Regions from separate parts of the Mus musculus genome. Here region 2 is linked to region 1. A link is a loop called in an ENCODE intact Hi-C map of the cell type or tissue named here. Cell type or tissue: heart. All regions are shown on one strand.

Region 1 (8,000 bases):
CGGCTAAGTTTCTTTCTTCAATTCCAAAGGTAAGACATAGCAAGGCTGTATGACCCCATAGTTGTGCCCTTGAATGGGGGCATATGGAAATTCCACAACACATCAAAAATCTGTAAGGCTGAGAACCACTCCTCGGTATGTACCTGAGAACTCCAGGTTAGCACGCACCAATTTCCTTGCTTCCTAGGTAGTCAGCCCTGGAGTCCATCAGTGGAGGGGTCAGTGAAGCAGACTAGTCTATGTACATACAGGAGTGTTATTGGGCCAGAAGAACAAAACCGGAACTTTTGCACGAATGTGGTCTGGAGTGTAGACTATGTTGGGTAAAGTAAGCAAAATTTATATAGCAAAATTTATATAGACAAACATCACGTTTCCCCTCATGTGAAAATCTGCGCTTAAAGGAGAACAGACCAGTGGGAAGAAGGAAACTAGAGAATAATGACAGGTCTGGGGCAGGAAGTATGATCAAAGTAAAGAAATACATGGAAGAAAGTATAGCAGTTGCTTTATACAATTACTGTATATCAATAAAAGCTGAAGAAAGTCAGCACAGCTGAGCATCTGGTTTCTTGGGTACCCAAGGCCCCTAGTGAGCTGGTTCTAACGTCTTTGATGCCCAGCATGCCAGGTTGTGATGACTCGCTGTTAATGGATGCCAAGTACTGGATGGATGAGAGCTTGTCTGTCTCGTTAAACTGTATCAGACCATCTTCTAGCCAGAGGAATGCAGAGTCACACACTTGCTGGGGGCTTGGACCTGTGTTAACCATGACTAAGGCTAAGGCACCATTGCATTACAATGGCACTGTTGTCCATTGACTCACAGAGAGGAACTAGCTGATAAACGTGCAGGAAGTTGATTGGTTATAAGATGTGCCTGATTTTAAGCAGATCAAGACTGTGCCTTGTGTGATGGGGAATAGATGACGTCTGAGGATGACCTGCCTAGCTGATTTTTATTTGAAATCCAAGTGAGATGGCATTCCCACGGTATTCGGTACACAGTACCTTTCACACAACAAGAACCGAGAAAAGACGAGCTATGTTGTGATTGTCAGTTAATAGATGTCATCCTCAAGTTCCTAAAATGAGCTATAATGTTTTGGGGTTTTTATTTTTTGTTTCTGTTTTGTTTTGGTTTTGTTTTTTTGATATTTGAAACTGGATTTGTGGAATGGATGTACAAGGCTACTGTCAGTCTTTGTAAAGGACTGGGTTATCAGCAAAATGACTGTATCAAGCATGATATATAATGACCTGCAGTTCTATCTGAAATGCTTGATGAGTGTGACACTTGACAAAGGCCCTTTGGTGGAACATGGCTTCCCACTCTCCATCTCTCAAGTGAAGGTAGAATAAAGGCACAAATTATGCTTAGTGGTCGGGCAGGTTCAGAGGCGCTTTGAATACAGCTCTGTTCAGCTTGCCTGTGCCTGTGATAACTGATAATTTGGTGACTGGCTGACAATTTCTCTGCAGCGAACTGAAGGAAGGCCTTTATTCATGAGCATGAGGCTGGCAATACTTCAAAGGGCAGAGAAGAAGTATTTGAAGCAACATGATACCAATGCAGTTGCTGCTGTAAAACTCGGTTAGAATAGAGCACTGTAGTAAGCCAGAGCCTGGCCAGCGAGGATAGCTGCTAACCGGCTGCAAAGCCTGGTGCGCCTCAGCGTAAGCAAGGCCAGCTGGCCACTCATGGAGACCTGAGGGCTGTGAAAACACCATCCTGTCTTCCTCATCGCACACCCACCCTTACTGCAGTGTTGTTGTGTAGGCAGCCTTGTGACTCAGAAACTAGTGCTTGAGAAGGAAGTCCCGGACTCCTCACTGATCAGCTAGATGAATACTGTTTAACCTTTGACAGAGCAGTAGAGCACTGCCAAACTCGAAATGTTTTAGCAAAAATTAACCTGTTTTGCACTTGTCAAAACTAAGCCCCATGGTCCATTATGAATACGGCAGGTTCTTCTGGGTGGTTGAGTTGATTTCCAGGTCCGGTGGCATACGTTACTAGAGACAGGGAAGTTGTCCGAGCTAGGTGTCTTAGTTTTGCTTCACACCTGGGGCAGGGTGGGGCTTCTTTACTCTTAGCTCTTTCACATGCATAAGCACGGGAAGGAGGCCAGCCTATTACCCAGCCTGTAAAGTGGAGACAGCAGCAATGCTTCCTGGTGAAATTGGTGCTCGGCTAAGAGGAGACTGTATCTTTGCAATACCTCATGATGTTCCGGTGCCTAATGACTGGTAATAGTGCCGTTAATGAGAAATTCATGGGTTCATCTGCCACGGTGCAGAGAGACATGATGTGATGCTCTTAGGTGTGATGTTCACTGTCAATGAACCTTTCTTTCTGGTACATGAAAGATTTGCGTTTCTGATACAGGTTGTGTGTCCTTCAAGGGGCCCCCAGGGCACTGTAGATATTCAGCTACGTTTTGCTACATGGCCTTGCTGATTAAGGATACTGTTATGCGTGCATTTCTTCTTTGCCTAAGATATTTTATGTTCTGGGACAGCATTTTGAAAGAAAGTAACCCCATTATATGAAGGCATGGTTCTCAGAGCTGCACACTGACTGCATCACTGAGGGGGACAGGAAGCAGCTGGACACCTGCGTTCCTCTGTCAGAGTCGGACTGTGTGAACACTCGGTGTCAAGAGCCACAGGCTTGGAGAAGTTAGCTGTGTGTCTCTCGTCTCTTGGCAGTCTTGTCTGTCCTTCCTCAGACCTGTTCTGTTCTGGGTTAGTCTGAAGTGGTCTGTGTGACCTGAGTTTCAGGAGAGGTGCTGAGAAGAATTGTCTGTGGAAGTCGAGTAGATGAAAATCTCAGACCTGCAGTGACTCACCCAAACTTCTGATGGAATACTTATGGTTTGCTAATTATTACTAATTGATTTTATTTTTAATTAACATTCAATCTCGGCAGCTTATACTGAGTTTGCATGCTTGAACAACAGAGGTGTGCTCCTGCCATTTGCTTTGTATCCACTGAGAGCTCGGGACAGTGAGGGAAGATAAGTTAGCACCAACAACAGAGAGCGAGCAGTTTCCCCTCACACCTCACGGACTGCTGCGCACCGTCTGGCCATAACTGACTTTAGCAGAGCTCAGTTGACAGTCCTACCTTAGATCTGGGTGCCAGTTTCTGTTGCTCTAACACAATAACCCGAGTTAATTTGTAAAGAAAAAAGGTCAGTGCAGGGTCAGCTGGCTCCATGCTTTGGGCTGTGGGTGGAGGGTGGGGTGGAGCAGCTCAGATCACCAGCCAGGAAGCAGAAAGGGAAAAGGCAAGATAGATAGATAGATAGATAGATAGATAGATAGATAGATAGATAGATAGATAGGGTCAGCATCTCATAATTCTGTCTGGGGCAGTCTGTGAAGCGGTCTAGCACTCATCCATGGGCTCTGTGTGGGCGGCACCTCCCAGTAGTGCCACCCCGAGCAACCAAGGACTGAAGGCCTCTGTGCATGGATTCCAGGAACAGTTACACCAGAGCAGCCATGAGGGAGGGAACCTGTGAGCAGTTTTAAGTCTGGAGCACCAAGGATATTTTTATTAAGTGCTTTTGTATTGGTCAATGTACAAAATCCAATGCAGGAAAGAAGTATTGTACAGACTTCCCTGGAGCTCTCAGAGTTCATATTTCATGTCAGATGAAGTCACTTCACATTTATACATACTAGTTAGTATTTTCAAGTTTAAGAAGATTTTTAAAAATAAGTAGTCAAGTTAATTTTTTGTTACAATCTTATCATGGAAAGCATGACAGCAGCGCTGTAGATCCATTTGTTCTTTCCTTTTGCGTATTTCTTACACTGGTTAAAGTGACTCTGCCTTAGTGTGGAGGAAGTGCCCAGATCACTAACTACCCACCCTGCTTGGTCCCACCTTCATGGGCAGCCTCACCTGGGCAGACGTTGGGTGGGGAGTGGTCAGGAGACATTTGATTTGTTTGTTTCTGATAATACAGTGTGGTGTTGGAGTGTTTGGAGCCGGCAAGGGAGACCTGCAGCAGTTTGCTCTAGGCTGCATGCCTCTGTGCCTTTGTATGCCATTTCTCTTCCTTGTGGTGGACCTGCATCATGCTGGAGAGCAAGGGCCTGCCCTGGGAGGGGTGCAGAGGCTCTGCGGGTCTTCACAGCTTTTCCCATCAGCTCTGTAGCAAGTTTGGGGCTTAACTGTTCTCTGGGGTTACTCTGCCTGGGAAAGTTGACAGCCCTAGCATGAATTGTATTTTTTTGTTTGTTTGTTTTTTCAAGACAGGGTTTCTCTGTGTAGTCCTGGCTGTCCTGGAACTTACCAGGCTGGCCTCGAACTCAGAAATTCGCCTGCCTCTGCCTCCCAAGTGCTGGGATTAAAGGCGTGCGCCACAGCTGGTGTTATTTTTTAAAATTCTAAAACATTGTGGCCTCTGTTTCATTGCTTCCTTCTTTAGCAAATGCTCCCTTAGAGAGTGAAATATATTTTCCTCTTTAGAGTGGGGGAGGGAAAACCTTCTTCATAGCTACATCCGTCCCTGCTGCTTTTGCGGAAAGATTGATATTTGACACAGAAAGGCATCAACAATGAAAGCTACATTTAACTTCGGTTGTTTGGACTGAGCCCTGGAACAAGACCAAACCGGTTTCTCTGTCAGTGTGTGTGTGTGTGTGTGTGTGTGTGTGTTGTCTGAGTGGCACTAAGCCCAGAAACATGTTTGCATTGCCAAGAGATGGCTCTCAATACAGTGTGTGGTGGGGAAGACTGCTTCCTCGCGCCGGCAGTTGGTGTGCTCTGTGCTCTGTGCTCGCCGCCCTCCAGGAGGAGGTTTGGCTGGGCTGCAGGCTGCACTGAGGAAAGTAGAAACAGGAGCCCGGGCAGGTTGGCTTTGCACACGCGGCGGCTCCAGCCAAAGAATGCAGATCAACCTTGCTGGCTGTTTTGATTTTTTCAGATTTAGGAGTGTAATTAAACACACAGCAGTGGCCAGCTTTGAGGGACTGGGAAAGAAGCACTGTACGGGTGGTGTTTAAACACAGACTGTTTATAAAGGTGTGAAAACACCCCTGCGATGCTTTGTGTTAGCTCGCCTCCCAGCCAGCTGTGAAATCTGAGCCCGTCTCACCTGTCCTGCAGACAGCGGCCTGCTCTTTACCAGTTTAAATCTTCTCCAAGTTGAACAGCAAGGGGCCGGTGGGGCCTGTGGGGCCTGTTTGAGAGCACTGAATTTAAAGATTGCTTTCGCCAGAAGCAGAGCCGGGAGCCACAAAGAAGGAGGTTCAAACCCCCTGCTGTGCTCTTGCCTTTAGCAATTAAGTAAAGTAGACTCTGAAACCTCAGCTCCTAAACCCGACTGCCCCGAGGGGAGGGACGGAGGGAGCTGCTTTGATTGTTGTTTTGGTCGAGGTTTTTGGTATAGGTTTGCCTTATCTCAGTTTGTTTCTTCTTTTTATCTTTTTTCCTTGGCAGTGAAAGTAAAGTGACACGTTTGCAGATTAATGTTGTTTTGATTTTTATGATAAAAGCTTCCTATGCCTCAGAAAATACTGCAAAGTAGCCAGGCCACATTCCATAATGAAATCATCTGTGCTGGATGTATTACTGAGGAGCAGTTAAACTCAGCATGGAGTTGGTTCTAAACCTCCAGGCTTCATAACAAGAGACTATAACTTAGGAACAAAGCTGCATTGCAGTCCAGAAACAAACAGTGACGTGTGATGGTTGAGCAAAAACTTACAGTTCTGACCTCAAAGGGAGAAAGCTTATTCTGTAGACAAATATGAATGAGCGTGGCCCGAGGACACATTTAGGTTACCTCAAATTACTTGTTCTCACACGGAAGCAGTTTAACAAAGCCTTTGTACTAACAGAACAAAGCCATAAATCAAGACACCTTTCACAGACATTGCTGGGGACATTAGGTGGGCAGGTTGAAGCAGAGTGGAGGTACTTCTGCTGGAGGCCTCCCACCTTACGTAATGACACTGTTAGCCTTTTGGTTGGTGTCTTAGTTGGGGTTTCTAGTGCTGTGAAGAGACACCATGACCACAGCAACTCTTATAAAGGAAACCATTTACTTGGGTCTGGCTCACAGTTCAGAGTTAGCCCATTATCATCACAGGGGTAAGCACGGTGGCGCCAAGGCACACATGGTGTTGGAGAAATAGATAGCCGAAGATACACCTGGATCAGCAGGCAGCAAGAAAGCCCACCCTGGTGTCATACTTCCTCTAACAAGGCCACACCTACTCCAGAGAGAGCACACCTCCTAACAGGACCACGCCCTGTGAGTCTTTGGGGCCATTTTCATCCAGTTAACTCTCTTTGCAGCATGTTTCGTGGAGATGCAGCTTCTTTTCGAGAACCTTCTTTCACATGCTGCATGAAGCAGCATATTTGAGCATCAGTGTCAGGGGTCTTCATGTATACTACTACTATCTTCAAGACATACTTCGAAAACAATAGAAATACATTAAAGGCCCTTTCTCCATAATGATTGTGTGATTTATTTTATTTGTTCTTTGGATCTATGGATATACTTATATTGACAAGTCATCCTGTATCCTTTTAATGTTTTAAATTCAGTTTGTAAATATTTTTATTGGTGTGTGTGTGTGTGTGTGTGTGTGTGCGTGCACGCGTGTAGCTCACAGGACAATTTGGGGGAGTGGTTTCTTGGAGAATGAGCATATTGGGGATCAAGTTCAAGCCATTAGATGTTTGATAGTAAGCGCCTTTAGCCCCTGTACTGGCCCTACCTACAGTCCCTCAGTTTGCTAGTGAGTGCCTTTAGCCCCTGTACTGGCCCTGCAGTCCCTCAGTTTGATAGTAAACGCCTTTAACCCCTGTACTGGCCCTACAATCCCTTGGTTTGCTCACATTTGTTGAGGACTTTTGTATTTGAGTGCATCAAGGAAATTGAACTATTAATTTCCATACTGGTTTTCATGTTAGTGTAACACTGGCTTTGGAAAGAGAGTGTCTAAGCCTTCCTGTTTGATAAAGCATTTTAAGAACTATGTCTTCCAGTTTTTAATCTAGAGTCTGTATTACTTTCATGCCTCTTGACATGGGCTGAATAATACTCCCTTCTGTTCCTAACTTTGTCTTCCAGAAGATTCTGGGGAGCTGGAAAAGATGTTTTCAAACTCCCCAGCCTCCTTCCTTCCTCCTCTCTTTTCTTCCTTCCAGAGTTCCACGTCTTTCCCAACTAACACATGTTGCCCTTGGGACTCAGTGTTTATCTGGAACTTTCTCCAGCTCTTTCTCTAGCCAAGCAAGCTTGTTTCCTCCCTTGCTGCTTCTGACAGTCACTCTCCATGCCCTAGCCATTTCCAGTCGTCCAAAGATGTACATTTTACACAGCGGTTTCAAATATTGCTGATGAAGTGGTGTGCATGCACTGGACCTCAGGAAAACCTTCCAGAGCCCAGTTAGCACTCCGAAGTCAAATGGCCCGCTGCTTACATTGGTGCCGGGGTTGAAGACACCAGTGCCTTGTTGATCTGTCTGTTCAGGGAATCCAAAAGCCCATTGATCTCTTTTCACTAGACATTTCCTTGCACAGACGGGGCTACTGGGTGTGTATGTGAGTTTCCACTCTGCCCTACAAGGGGTCACGTTTATACAGCTGTGACCTTGTCCTAAGGACAGACACATTGTGATTTTGGGAAGGGTCATCTCTCTATTATATCCTGCTTTCTGACAATCCAGGAAATACCACTGGCATCTTGCTGTAACTGGGATGCTTCTGAAAATGGAAAGTGAGATTCACATAAGCTTTTGCAGTTTATAGGCGTGCTCTATTGACCACTTAGACAGCCCCTACAAGTGATGAAAGCTTTAAACATCCTCTCCCACCGCCAAGTTATTCTGATCTGGGACAAGGTCTGGAAGAGCTCTTGCTGTTGAAGGATTTCCATCAGCCTGAGTAGTTCTCCAATGACATCTGGATCTCTGTTCATTTTAATGACATATATGGGAAAAGTCATTTTTAACCCTTTGCCTACTC
Region 2 (8,000 bases), 52 kb before region 1:
AAGCACACTCTAAGCTGAAATGTGAATTCATTAATTTTCAATTTGTTTTAAATTTCATTTGCTGTTTACTGCCCAAAGAGATGATAAGTTTTATTTAAAATGAAGTGTGTATTGAAAGAGGAAACTTTAGAAACCCACATTCTCTTTTACTTAATTTTGCTTCTAATGTGGTTTTAAACTGGTTTAAACAGGTTTTAAACTGGTATGTGACGGGCTGAGACTTATGGATGTATCTGAGTCTATTTCTAGTTCTGTGTGGGAATGGAGATCGAAGCCAGAGTACATGGGTACTAGGGAAATTACTACTGAACAGGGTGGCCTGTTCTCTTAATTTTGATTGATTGATTGATTGATTGGGATAGGGGCTCACTGTGTAGGCTGACAGGTATGGAATACTCTGTAGACCGGATGGGACCAAACTGGCTGGGATCAGGCAGCCTCTACATTTTGAGTGCTAAGGTCAGAGATGTGACATCTAGATACTCGGGCCTCTTTAAAAATAAAACAAGCAGACAAACAAAAAACTTATTTTGAGAAATGGTCTTCTGAAGTTACTCAGGAAGGTCTTGAACATCCAGTTTTCCTTTCTAAGCCTGGGATTTACGGACCTGTGCCACCAGGCCCATCTTATTACCAATTAGGCAACCTCCTCCAAATCGACACAGCTGTCAGGTCACCTGGAGTCACCTGGGAAGAGGAAACCTCAGTTAAATTATTGCCAAGGTCATATTGACCTGTGGCCATCTCTGTCAGGAATTTTCTTAGTTGCTAATTAATACAGGAGGGTGTGTTCTATTGTGGGCAGTGCCTTCCTTAAGCAGGCAGGCTGGGCTGTGTAAGAGAGGTACCTGGGCGATCCAGTAAAAAGTGTTTCTCCATTGTGTGGCGTCTTTCAGTTCCTGTCCTGGGCTCCTGCCTTGGTTTCCCTCCATGATGGATGATGACCTAAATGTGTGAGCCGAGCAAACCCTTTCTTCCCTTCCTTGCTTTGGTCCTGGTGTTCCTCACCAGCAGAAAGCAAGCTAGGACGCCTTCGTCCTTCAAAGCCCCTCCTGCCGCCTCCTTTTCCTGACACTCTGTTTTGCTGGGGAGTTTTGGTCTGTCTTCCATTTGTATGTAATTAAGATTGGAGTCTGGATCTCTCCTTTCCCTTGGAGCTGTTTGTAACCAGAAAAACTTTACTGTGTTCTTAGCAAGCCTGAGGCCCCAGGTGAGGGCTTGGTTTGACCTTTTATTTATATGAATCAGAAGTAGATTTGTCCCAGGTGAGGTGGTGCATTTAATCCCAGCACTTGGGAGCCAGAGACAAGGGGATCTCTCTGAGTTTGAGGCCAGCCTGGTCTACAGAGCTAGTTCAAGGACAGCCACAACTACACAGAGAAACCTTGACTCATGTGGTGCCCCCCACCCCCCAAAAAAGCAAAAAATAAAAATAAAACCCAAACAAAACAAAAGAAGTAGTATATTTGTCAGCGTGTAGTCTAACCGCTGCTCTGAAATGTGCGTTTTGGTTAGGAAAAGCTCATGTCTAAAGGTGAGTCTTGTTCTATGCTCAGCTGCAAGTGCTTTTGGCTTTTGAAACTGGCTCCTCCCTCAGTTCTCACACATTTTCTCTCTGTCTGTATTCATGGCCAGGATTGAACTGACCCCACAGAGGAGTTCAGAGACTGGCAGCCAGTGAGTAGAAAGTACCCTGGGGAGACAGTGATTCTCCCAGGGGCTGTGTAAGCTTGTGGTCCACAGATAGTTCTGCAGGCTCTGAGAGAAGAAATGACTGGGTCCCAGCTCCTTAGAAATGGCCTGTCTGCCAGCAAAGCTCTATATAGTCTGTGGACAGTTCTTTGTAGACTAGCTGCCCCTCAGTAAAACAGTGGCCTCTCTTTCTTCAGAAAGACATCTACACAAAATCTAAACCTTCAGGTAGGGCATAAAGTAGCCCTATCTTACAAATATAAACATACAGGTGGCTTTCATTATCATTAACTTTATTGATTGCAAATGTTGGAACACATTTGGGGAATGGATGGGTCCGATTTACTGTTAACCCCAGACAGGTGGGCAGAAGAGGCGGGGATCAGACCTGTGACCCAGCTGGTCCTTGTGCATCTGAGCATCGCACACTGGACGGTGGGATCATTACCTCCAGGGCTTTGAAGTTTTTATTATCTTAACTGTGACTCGTTCTGAAATTCTGCCTTAATAATTCCCTAAAGGTTTGTTCTGGACTAACCTGCTGGGACTTGTGGAAAGAAGGTTGAGAATACTGTAGTTTAACAACCAAAAACCTGTACTTTATATAGCTCTTATTTTAAAAAAGGGCTGCAGCCCCAAAGATGAGCCCTCCATAAAATGAAGCTACAGAAGATGGTGGCCATCTGACTCTCATGTGATGCACAGAGCGCACTCTTTCACACTAGGCAGCCTCGGATGTTGCTTTGAGATGGAAGAGTTCTGGGACCTTACACTTGTCAGCTGCATGAACTCGGAATCTGCCTGTTGTGGCCTTTTATAGGTGGGCTTCTGTGTGACACTGCAGTCACCCGGAACCCTGTGTGCTTATCCCGTAGCAACGATGGCCCTGCTTCAGACATTCTTCTAGTTCTAGGATAGCATCCGCCCCTAAAGCTAAGTATACCTACTGTCCTCCGCACAGAGCTAGTGTTCTGACAGCAGCAGCTCAGACCCCAGGCTGCTACCTGTGAAACCACGATAGTCCACAGGACAGAGCGGAATTGGGTATGTAACTGAGAACGGAGGATTGCAATTTTAAACAGGCATCAGGGCTGATATCCCCTGGGGAGATGTAAGGACAGAGGACCAGGAAGCAGCCTGCCGTAAGTTCCAAGTCCACGCAGTTCTGTGGCTTTGTGGTCAGGCTGGTGGCGATGGCACAGTCTGTTGGCCAACTTACCATTACTGTAACAGAGCGCCTCAAGAGAGTCAGGCTCCTTTCTTTAAAACAGCTCTCTTGCTGTGTTATCCAGCTTTGCCTAGAACTCGAGTTTTCCTGCCATAGCCTCCAGGCTGCGAGCTTTCCGGGCTGAGGGAGGAGATTTGCTTCCAGCTGTGGTGATATCATCAGTCCATCCTCTTGTTTGAAACACTGTGGCATGTATGGCAGAGGAGCCTTTTCATATCAGGCAGGAATGGGCAAGAGGCAGCAGGAAACAGACCCAGGGACCAGTTTGACCATCAGAGGCTTGCCTCCAGTGAAGGCCTTTCATGACACCCCATCTCCGCAGCGCCTTTTAGGTATGGGCCTTTGTGTGACCGTATAGCTCCTAACTACAGCAGCGGTGGGGGTGGGGAGATGGAAGGTTGGATAAGTTAGTTTCACAGGACTGAAACTGGGATAGGCGTGGAGGGAGGGAGGTGGTAGCAGCGAGTGCTCTGAGCAAGGAGAACGGTGACAGGGGACAGCATGTGTAACCAGGCAGGACACTGGCTGCAGGACTGAGTGCTGACTGCGGCAGTGATGGGAGGTAACTACATTCTAGACCTGTTCTGAAGGCCAAGTGCATAAGGCTACCACACGAGTGCCTGTGGCTGGTCCATTTAAACAGCACGTTAAGGCAAGCAGAACATCTGTTTAATGTGGCAAAGTCAAATTTGTGCATTCTAGAGTCAAACAGGGTTGGCCTCTAAGACCAATTTCTCCTTTGTCCTTACAGTTGCCTGGGAAAGTGAAACAGATCAAGGTGGCTGAGCTTGAATGGACTTTACTGAATTAATTCATTCTTTCTTTCTTTCTTTCTTTCTTTCTTCCTTTCTTCCTTTCTTCCTTTCTTCCTTTCTTCCTTTCTTCCTTCAAGGCTTTTCTAAAAGGAACTTAAAAAAAAAAAAACCCAAAAAACCAAGTTGTGTGTTTTCACTTACATAATGTTAATAGAAGGCCTGAAACTTAGCCAAGAATTCTGCACTAGAAAGCGGTGTGATAGCTTCCCGTCCTAAGTATGTTGCTGACTAATCTCTGAGAGAGCAAGCCAAGTCATGCTTTGCTGGGTAGTAAACTGTCGGGATAGTAAAGTGAGCCCACGTGATAGGAAACTGGGAACTTGCAACACTAATTAAGGAGAGAGTGGAGTATATGACTCCAGACCAGACCAGGCTTCCGGCCCCACCCCTCAATTTGATTTCTAACCCTGTGGACGCTGGACCAAACCAGACTGGTTGTCATAAGTCAGTTATGCTGTCTCCATGTGCAGCACACAACAGAATTCAGAGGGCCAAACAATTACTTGAAGTAAGAGCTAGTTTGGAAGCAGTTGGTTTTAAAGTGGTTTTTCTGCAGATATTCATTAGAACTGGGTAGATTTGCAATCTGACTTATTTTTCTGTGTATGCAGCATAAAATTAAAAGAATTTAAAGTAAGAGAATAGAGGACTGTTAACTATTTTTAGAAGTAGCTTTTATCCATTCTTTCAAGACTGATAACTTGAGCTGGGAAGATGGCTTAGCGGTTAAAAGCACTGACTGCATTTCTGAAGGTCCTGAGTTCAAATCCCAGCAACCACATGGTGGCTCACAACCACCGATAATGAGAGATCTGACACCCTGCCCTCCTCTTCTGGTGCATCTGAAGTCAGCTACAGTGTACTTACATATAATAAATAAATCTTAAAAAAAAAGACTGATAAGTCTTAGAGTCTTATGTGTTTTCCTCCCCCTCCCTCTCCGCTCCCCCCCCCCCCCCTCGTGTGTATGAGTGTTTTTGCTTGAATGTTGTATGATGAATGTCTGGAGCCTGTGAAGAACAGAAGGAGGAAGTGGAGTTAAAGACAGTTGTTAACTTCTATGCTGGCATGGGGCTCCAAGCCTGGGTCTACTGCAGGAGCAGTTAAGTGCTCTTAACTGCTGAGCCATCTCCCTGGCCAGGCAGTAATATTTTTAAAACAACAGACTCCACTGTTCCTATTGTTAGTGGAAGCCTTTTGTGACACATTTTTCAATCTTTAGGCTGATAACGGCTGCCACACAGTGTGTGATATATCATCTTTAGATACCAAACATATAAACTGCGTGTGTTAGGAAAGAAAGTTTTAGAAATAAATCCAAATGTATAACCTGTAATTGGAGATAGGCAGAGCTCTCTGTAAGAAGTTTGAAAGAGTCCTTGTGGCGTTCTGGAGCAAGATGAGGACCTAAAGGCTTGCTAGGGGACCCACTCAGGTGCCTTCATTGCCTGGTCTCAGCCGTGTTTTCCTTGTGGCCTATCCTGCATGCCATGTATCAGAATTCCTGTAATACATTTTATTATTCAGAAAGCCTCAGAAGGCAACTAGCTTTCTTCAAATTATTCCTGGAAATCACTTGCTCTCGAGCCAGCGCCTCCCATCTGACTGGGTGGGTGAGTAATATCACTTCAAGGCAGTGTTGACACACACTTCTTGCCTTCTCAGTTCTATAAATTTCGGGGGAACGTGTCTCAGAATGGGTGGGTCAAGGACGTGGGCAATGTTGGCAGCGTCCTCCTTGGTGACTCGTGTGGGTATCATTGCTCCAGAATCCAGGTGTTTTTTTTTTTTTTTTTAAATTAAGGAAGACTGATGTGCCAACCTGAGGACATTATTATAGGCATCTAACACTTAAACAGATGCTGTGAAGTTTTGTTTAAAAAGTTGCGATTTCTCCAAATGCATTCTATTATACATGTGCTGATTATTTTCTTTAGAACAACAGAAGCTGCTCATTGGAGTAAAGAGCCTGAGTTTTATTTGTCAGTTGGTAATTGGTAATTGGCAGTATTTTCATAGAACTGAAGCTTTGTTCCCTTGCAAGAAATTACCCTGGGTAATATGTGTGATGTGTATGGAGGAACTCAGGAAGGAGGGGCCGGAGGACCAGATAACTAAGGGATGCTAATGGCCAGTGGGCCTCACACTGCCAGTGGGCTCATTATTTGAAGTAATTTATTGTTCCTTTAAGAAGTACATATACATTAATCATGGAAAACTAGTAGAAAAAAGATATTGTGTAAATGTTAGAGTCTTAGTAAATATAAAAATGTGTTTTTTTCATTGTAGGTTAGTACAAGTTTTAAAATACCACATTGTGTGTTGATACTGAAAACTGTAAACAAGATAGAAAACTTGGCCTGTACAAGCATGTTACCAATGAGCACATTGTTAACATTTAAAGAGTCCTTTCAAAATGATTTCCATCGCTGCCTATACACACTCCTCTCCTCTAAGCATACATAAAATCACCTGTAATCCTTTTCATGGTCGGTATATTGTTTTTCTCCCTGCATTTACTTGTCATGTTTGACTGATAATCTATTGATAACTATTTACATAACTTTTAAAAAGATTATAAGCATTTCTGTGGTTAACATTTTTGTGTGTTTTTATTTGTTTACTTAAATGTAGACTTGCTGTATTTATTATACACAGATTTTGCTTCATGATTCCAGGTTAACCTTCTAAACTTTGCTCCTATCAATGGTATTTAAGAATTCTACTTAACCTCTCATGTTAGAAAGCATAAAGAAGAGCTGGGGATGTGGCTTGGGTGGTAGTGTGCTCAGTCTTCCACACTCAAGGCCATGGGTTCGAGTCCTAGCAGCACAGAAACTAGGTGTGGTGGTGCAGACACGAAGTTCTAGCACTTGGGAGGTGGGGGCAGGGAAATGGGAGGTGGGGGCAGGGAAATGGGAGGTAAGGGCAGGGAAATGGGAGGTGGGGGCAGGGAAATGGGAGGTGGGGGCAGGGAAATGGGAGGTGGGGGCAGGGAAATGGGAGGTGGGGGCAGGGAAATGGGAGGTGGGGGCAGGGAAATGGGAAGTTCAAGGTCATCCCGAGTGACATTACAAGCTCTAGGCCAGCCTGGGCCAAATGTTAGACACCTTATCTCAAAATACCAAGCCACACAAACTAAAACCAACGTGCCACCCGCAGACCAAAGTGAAACAATCCAAAGAGCAGAAAGAATTACTATCATTTTTGTGAATCGCATAAGCAAAAAAGCCAACTTTATTATTTGAATTTTCCTGTTTTTAAAGTAAAAAAAAACTTATGATATTATTACTTAAATTGTATGTGTCTCTTTGTATATGTGTGTACTTTGTTATATATGAAATAAATGAGCCCTCTAGGCCCATGCATCTTCGAGCTTTGGACATACTGTTTTGATCTTTAAAGTCGTAGGACTGATGCCCATGGAGGGCCGTACAGTACCCTACATGTGTCTGACTAGGAGGAGAGCAAATGTGTTCCTTTTATTAAGAGTGTGATACATGGTGATGCCCACAGTGTGAGGATATTCTCTGCTTGTCCACTGCCAAAACTAGGTTGTTTGATTCAGCAATTCTCTTCAGAAAATTTTCCTATAAAATTTATAAATACATAAAGATACTTGCACAGCCATGCTCTTTACTTTTAATAATGAAAGAAAAAAGTACATGGACAGTCTGGAATTAATAAGGGGCCTTGGGGGGGGAGGGGGAAGGGAAAACCCACACCCCACCAGAGGTTTACCTATTCTCTGGTCTGTCAGGTGTGGGAGGGCTGCTATTTACCTTCCACTCATCCCTGGGTGGGCATTCAAGCCTCTGACCCACTCAGGGGGTGGCCAAGGGGCAGCCCTATCTGCTAAAGCCCCCGGGGTTATAGGAGAGAGGGAGAGGGAAGAGGTTCCCAACACTGACCAGAGTGTGCAGCGGATCTTGATGAGCAGAGACTCTCTATGGTTTTAGAGCTTTATTATAGAAAGGCAGGGGGAAAGAGAGAAGGTAGGGGGGAGAGAGAGAGAGAGAGAGAGAGAGAGAGAGAGAGAGAGAGAGAAGACTAGAGAGAAAGAGTAAGAGGGAGAGAGGAGAGGAGAGAAGACAAAGGGGAGAGAGAGGGCGAGAGTGAGGAGTAAGAGGTAAGAGCAGTGAGAAGTGAGAGAGTGAGGTGGGGCTGAACAGCCCTTTTTATGATGTTCACTGTTGCTAGGTAACTGCGGAGGAGTTTAGCCTGAAGGTCAGAAGCTTGGGCCATTGCTTATGTGACTTCTAGCC

Evidence for each region. Peaks named below come from ENCODE experiments on the same cell type or tissue, not always from the same donor. Only the 100,000 strongest peaks of a DNase experiment are listed, where the experiment ranks them.
Region 2: a loop joins it to region 1, with 2.3 times the contacts of the local background. A loop is called at or near these places in 3 of 42 quality-filtered maps.

What each region holds. Positions count from the first base shown.
Region 1 is chr3:9,517,380-9,525,379 of GRCm38, reverse strand. The region is part of intron 2 of Zfp704 (zinc finger protein 704); the gene reads left to right. Among named protein-coding and RNA genes, the nearest start is that of Zfp704, 89 kb to the left of the region's middle. In heart, a CTCF peak has its summit at 4,807; a DNase peak (open chromatin) is centred at 4,759; H3K4me3 peaks cover 800 bases; H3K27ac peaks cover 1,804 bases.
Region 2 is chr3:9,569,831-9,577,830 of GRCm38, reverse strand. The region is part of intron 1 of Zfp704 (zinc finger protein 704); the gene reads left to right. Among named protein-coding and RNA genes, the nearest start is that of Zfp704, 36 kb to the left of the region's middle. In heart, no CTCF peak of the experiment used is centred here; a DNase peak (open chromatin) is centred at 4,010; H3K27ac peaks cover 636 bases.